Regions from separate parts of the Mus musculus genome. Here region 1 is linked to region 2. Evidence: chromatin loops called from intact Hi-C (ENCODE). Cell type or tissue: left cerebral cortex. All regions are shown on one strand. Links, peaks and the distances in the headings refer to the core of each region. The heading gives the core; the rest is flanking DNA. Region 1 overlaps Ass1 (argininosuccinate synthetase 1). Region 2 overlaps Prdm12 (PR domain containing 12).

Evidence for each region. Peaks named below come from ENCODE experiments on the same cell type or tissue, not always from the same donor. Only the 100,000 strongest peaks of a DNase experiment are listed, where the experiment ranks them.
Region 1: a loop joins it to region 2, with 7 times the contacts of the local background. A loop is called at or near these places in 38 of 42 quality-filtered maps.

What each region holds. Positions count from the first base shown.
Region 1 is chr2:31,481,796-31,484,703 of GRCm38, forward strand. The region is part of intron 5 of Ass1 (argininosuccinate synthetase 1); the gene reads left to right. Among named protein-coding and RNA genes, the nearest start is that of Ass1, 13 kb to the left of the region's middle. In left cerebral cortex, for the core only: a CTCF peak has its summit at 1,319 (motif pointing right); DNase peaks (open chromatin) are centred at 1,323 and 2,589.
Region 2 is chr2:31,653,720-31,656,627 of GRCm38, forward strand. Prdm12 (PR domain containing 12) reads left to right here. Exons shown (of 5, transcript NM_001123362.1): 5 at 350-2,076. The coding sequence ends at 765. Among named protein-coding and RNA genes, the nearest start is that of Prdm12, 15 kb to the left of the region's middle. In left cerebral cortex, for the core only: a CTCF peak has its summit at 1,701 (motif pointing left); DNase peaks (open chromatin) are centred at 589 and 1,690; H3K4me3 peaks cover 1,341 bases; H3K27ac peaks cover 1,010 bases.

The DNA of each region.
Region 1 (2,908 bases), core at 90-2,589, 170 kb before region 2:
GACTCCCCAGTTCTCGGACTAAAGGGTTATACCACCACACCTGGCCGTGGCACCTAGCTTTGAGGATCACCTTAGCACATGTGCAACACAGGCTGAAGAGGACCCCATGGGGATAGGCAGGGCTCCTAATTGCATTGATAACTCCAAAGAGTGGGCCATCAAATTTAGTGGGTGCCATGATAGCAGTCTGAGACAGGACATGCCTAACCATCCTGCCGCCCGTAACCCACAAGGCTTACCACCTTGCTGTATGGGGCTGGTGATGATGCAGGTACAGGAGACATGCAGCTAAGGCTGACGTCAAAGAGCTCACCTGAGGGTGGTCCCAGAAATAGCCAATGACCAGGATGGCACTGGGTGTTTGTGGAAGCTTGGGCACCTTCATCGTCTTAGATTCTGTTCAGCTGGCTTGTGGCAGGAGCGTCAAGGGTAGGGTGCCTCCTGGTCACAGACATAATTGAGTCCCTTAAGTCTATCGCATGCCCTTGGGAAGCCCAATAGAATGGCACCTGATAAGACTACAGAAGGACGGGGGCCAGGAGCTTTGGAGCAGGGGACAGGAGAAAGACTACCCTGTCTTCATGATGTCTGTACTCTGGGGATGAACACAGGTAGACTTAGTGCAGAACCAGGGATCAGTGTCTCTCAGGCAAGAGGCTGTGGCAACAAATGGCCCATGAGGACACAGAGTAGCTATGGGAGAGACAGCAGAGTCTGAGCCCAGCTTGGGCAGTTCTCCCCCAAAGCATATTGGCCAGCAGCTCTCCTGAGTAGTAGCTGTAAAATGGGGGAGACTGGTCAGCCATCTTCCCACCCTGGAGGAGTTTCCTCTGGTACCCAGTCTGCTTAGTTGCATGCTAGGAGACCAAATGAGGCTCCAGTGTGTACCACCTTCCCGAAGACAGCCATGGTGGCAAAGGTGGAAGAAGGTCAGACCTGGGGCTCAGAGTTGTGCACTCAGCTCTGCTAGCATGCCCCAGTGTCGCCATCGAAAGTGAAACTGACACCCAGCTCCTGGACCATTTGGGAGATGGGTGAGGACACAGGTCATTAAGAACAAGCGTCGGCAGAATAAACCTCTGAGGCACTGCATCTTTCCAAATGAGCCGAACTGGCAGCGGTGAACTCCCCACCTTGGGAGGCATGCTGGCCGAAGCCGGAGTCAGGACTCTGAAGGTCCATCCCATGGCAATCAGCTGGGTACAACAAAGAGCTGTACTTCTTTTTGATTCTGTCTTGAGTGAGGCAGAGCCCAGCCAGCCACAGACAAGCCAGCTAGCTGCTGTACAGTGGCTACTCGCTGTGCTATATGCATATATGGCCACTAGAGGGCACCAGAGGCTTATGTTTGAGGAAGCATGGGCACCAGATGATGATGTTGATGACTGCAGCAGTTTTACAGGGCTTCACTCACAGGGCTCTAGATCTTTCCACACGGGTCCCACAGCTGCTTTGATTGAGTCTGGCAGGACCCCACTTTTTATAGGGTAGACCGTCCAACTTGAAATATCTCAGGGCCCCTGAGCAGCAAGAAGACCAGGGAGACCGCCAGGAGCCAGCACCACTTTGGCTCTGCTGTCCCTGGTCTGTGTGTCCTTAGGGATACTCCTATGCCTGTCTCCACATGTACATGGCTCCAAGTGACACACACTCCACCTCTTTCCTGAGCCCACGGTCCCAGGAGACAGTGTCTATCTAAGTAATGGGGAATGAGAGGAGACCTGGAGAGGTCCTGGGCCCAGGCTGGGGATCAGCACTTAGATGCAGTGTCTGACTGCCTGGAGCACACACTGGTGACTGCACATGTGAGAAGCAGTTGTCCCAAGAGAATGGTGGAGATGGTGACGGAGAGGCAGAGCCAGGCTGGGGGATGAGGAAATGCTGAAGGCAGGTCCCAGCAAGAGATTGGCAAAGTCCCGCTGAGGAAGGGGGGACTCCACAGCCAAGGTGTACGCAGGCTACTGGGACGTCAGAGCAGAGAGGGCCTTGGGTAACCTCAAGATTGAGTCTCTGGCCTTTGCGGAAGGTTGGTGATATGCCTGTAGTTATCTTGACCTGGATGGTCTGGGAGCCAAGGCCTGGGGTGGTTCTTATAGCCCGGAACTTGCTATGTAGACCAGCCTGGCCTAAAGCTCAGATGCCCCTGCCTGTCTTCTGAAGGCTGGAATTTAAAGGCTTAGCCAGGCTCCTTGTTTTCAGTGGTCTCACTGTGTGCCCCAGGCTGGTCTTGAACTTGCCATCATTCTGCCTTAGCTTCTCCTTATTTGGAGTCTTTACAATATTATCTATCTATCTATCTATCTATCTATCTATCTATCTATCTATCTTGTGTGTTTGTGTGTGTGCCTAGGTGATGTGTGTGCTACATGTGTGAATTAACCCACAGAGGTCAGAAGAAAGCATTGGATCCCTTGGAACTGGGTTACGGATAGTTGTGAGCCACCATGTAGGTGCAGAAGAACTCGTGTCCTCTGCAAGAGCAGCAAGTGCTCTTAATAGCTGATCCATCTCTCCAGCCCCAACACTGAGATTTTACATGTCCACCATGACTCTTGTATGCCAGGCCATGGTGCAGCCAGATGGTGGCGCTGTGGGACTGAGAGACACTGAGCCAGCAGGGGCGCTGGCAGGATGTGTCAAACATTCTGGAAGAAGGGCAAGAGTTAGCCAATGACACTGTAAGGCAGTGTAGCCCAGGCTGCAGGCACAGCCTGTGCAACAGCCCAGGGACAAGGTGGCACTCTCTCCTCCCAGCGGCCCAAACCAGGGAGCATCATTTACAAAGCCATCTTTCATATCCTTGGTCGCTCCACTGTGAGATGCACAGAGCACGAGTTCCCCACCCTCTAGATTTGAAAGAAAAGACTGGAAATGTGAGCCGAAGACACCGGGGGTGCAGGGGTATTTT
Region 2 (2,908 bases), core at 211-2,710:
GTGGGAGTCAGTTCTGTCCTTAACCATGTGGGTCCAGGGAATCCAGGTTGGGTCATCAGGCTTGGTGGCAAATGAATGCCTTTAGCCCAGCCACCCCTTCCCCCCTTTCCCGAAGTGCTGGGCCACTATGCCTGGACTGCCTCCCATCTTTCGGATGAGATGGCTAAGGTTTCCTGGGGCCACCAAATCCTCCCAGGCTGGGGACCTGCTGTAATCTGGCTGCTGTTAGATCACAGCCATGACCCGCTGCGCCCTTGGGGCTGTGTGTCTCACGGCGTGGGTGCTAACCGGGCTGCTTTCTTTCCCTCCCGCCCGCTCCGTGGGTCCCGCGTTCTGCCCGCGCGGCCAGAGGACTTCCACCCGGCGGACTCCGCGACCGGCACCGCGGGCCGCATGCGCTGCGTCATCTGCCACCGCGGCTTCAACTCGCGCAGCAACCTGCGCTCGCACATGCGTATCCACACGCTGGACAAGCCCTTCGTGTGCCGCTTCTGCAACCGCCGCTTCAGCCAGTCGTCCACGCTGCGCAACCACGTGCGCCTGCACACGGGCGAGCGTCCCTACAAGTGCCAGGTGTGCCAGAGCGCCTACTCGCAGCTGGCCGGCCTGCGCGCGCACCAGAAGAGCGCGCGCCACCGGCCGCCCAGCACCGCGCTGCAAGCGCACTCGCCCGCACTACCCGCGCCCCACGCTCACGCGCCCGCGCTTGCCGCCGCCGCCGCTGCCGCCGCCGCGGCACACCACCTGCCGGCCATGGTGCTGTGAGCGCCGCGCACGCGCCCCACGCGCACGCGCCTCCCAGCCGCCTCCGCGACGGACCCGACCCCCCGCGCTGCGCGCCGCTGAGGCACCGGCTACCCGGAACCCACTCCTGATCCGTCTTGCAGAGGAGGACGCCGAGGGGCGACGTCCCCTTTGCCCAGGCCACCCGGCTGGTGTGGCTGCTGCCCTGTCCTCTCTTCTTGAGAGTCGGTCCCCACGCCCGGCCCCATCTCGGAGTGTCCCTCCTGCAGGGCCGCGTCTCCACGCGGACATCTCTGTCCTAGATGACAGGAGAGGGGGAACAGACGATCTCCAAAGAGAGCTGAGTAGTTGGGAGTGGAAGAGAGAGCTACCTCCTTGGCCCAGAGTGGGCTTGGGGAGGGCAATGCTTATCTCTGCCTCCTGGGAATGGTGTCTTGATGTGTCACGAGTGGAGGGAATGACGTTGACCCTTGGCTGTGATTGGAGCCCTAAAGTGATTAGCACAGACCGGGAGAGACCTGATCATTCGGGGGGCCCTGCTTTCCTTCAGGCTACTTTCCCTAGCCTCCAGCTCCCAGGGAAGGACAAGACGACAATATATTTTTTGAAGTGTGCTGGGCAGATTGAGAGTGGAGTCACAAGAGACATTTACCACAGCCCGTGGGCAAGACCCTGACCCTTTTGGGGCTTCAGTTTCCCCATCTATAGAACGCAGTAATTAGATCAGTGCTCCCTCTCCTAAATCTCTCCTGTCTTCTGAGTTTAGGAATGGAGAGGCACTCTCACTTCCATCCTATTAAGTCCCCAAACAAGAGAATGAGCGACCATACGGGGCTGTCTGGAGCCGAGGTTGGCTTCTCCGCCCAGAAAGTTTGTCTGAGGTGCGCGGAGGGCCCCCAGGTTTCTTCCCCACGAAGCCCACATTCCCACGCGCCTCTGCCCACGCCGTTCCCTGATCTGTCCGTGGGCGCCCTCTGGTGTCATTTCAAACCTTGTCATTTACCAGAATTCTCGTCCCCTCCAATACACACACACACACACACACACACACACACACACACACTCCATCCAAACACCAGGGCGTTTGTAATAATAATTAAAAAAACCCACAAAACTATAATAATATTAACAAAAAGTATAACATGTATAGAGTTTTCAAGAAAGTGTGTTCTACTCCCAGAAAACAGTCACTTTAACTTTGTAAATGTTTATCTAAGATGATATTTACGAAACTGTGATATATATTATTTGATTGTATATGTAAACTGTAAATACATTTGTACTTCTCTTGTATTCTAAAATAAAAATTACTTGGAACATGTATCACTTGGCCCCTACCCGGGTGCAAGGTCCAAATGTCTGAGACATTTGGAAACAATGGAGACATTTGGAAATGGCTAGAGGGGTTGTTCCACTGACTGCTGCTAAAATTCACTGTTGTACCTTCGGTAACGAAAAGCTGCTGTCCCCAAGAAAAGCCACAGTGCAGAGTGACTGGGAAGAGTGAAGGAGCAGGACAGAGTTCTTGTAGTTTAGCCAGCTGCAGTGTGGGGTCCCTCCAGTACAATTTACCCACCTACACATGGCTTAGGAGTTGTTTGTTCTCATAACAATAAACTTGGATTGGGTTAAGGGGGCAGCGGTGGGCCAGACGGACCACCAGGAGTCCTGGAGTCCTCAGTAATCTGCCACATCCATTTGCAGGCTTTGGGTCTTAGTTTCTTTTCCTGTACTGTGGCACATTGGCACAAACAACTTAAAGGAAAAAGGGTTTATTTTGGTTCAAAGTACAGTACATATGGTGGGGGAATTAAAACAGCAGCGGCCCTAACCCCCTGTTCACACCACAGCCACAGCAAGAAGAACAGTGAATGGAGACACACGTTGCTCAGTCCCTTTTCTCCATCCAGGATCCGGGTCAGGGAATGGAGTGGCCCACAGTGAGCTAGTCCCTCTACCTCCATTAATGTAACCATGGTACCCCCCCCCCATATGCATGCTCAGATGCCCCTCTCCCCGGTGATTCTAGATTCTGTGAGGTTGACATCACTAACCATTATACCTACCTTCATGAAGACCAAGGAGTAGGAAGGACAGGGTGAGGCCAGCGCGAGTTCAAGGCTGGATAAGGTTAGGCCTGTTGCTCTCCTCAAGGACTTCTGGG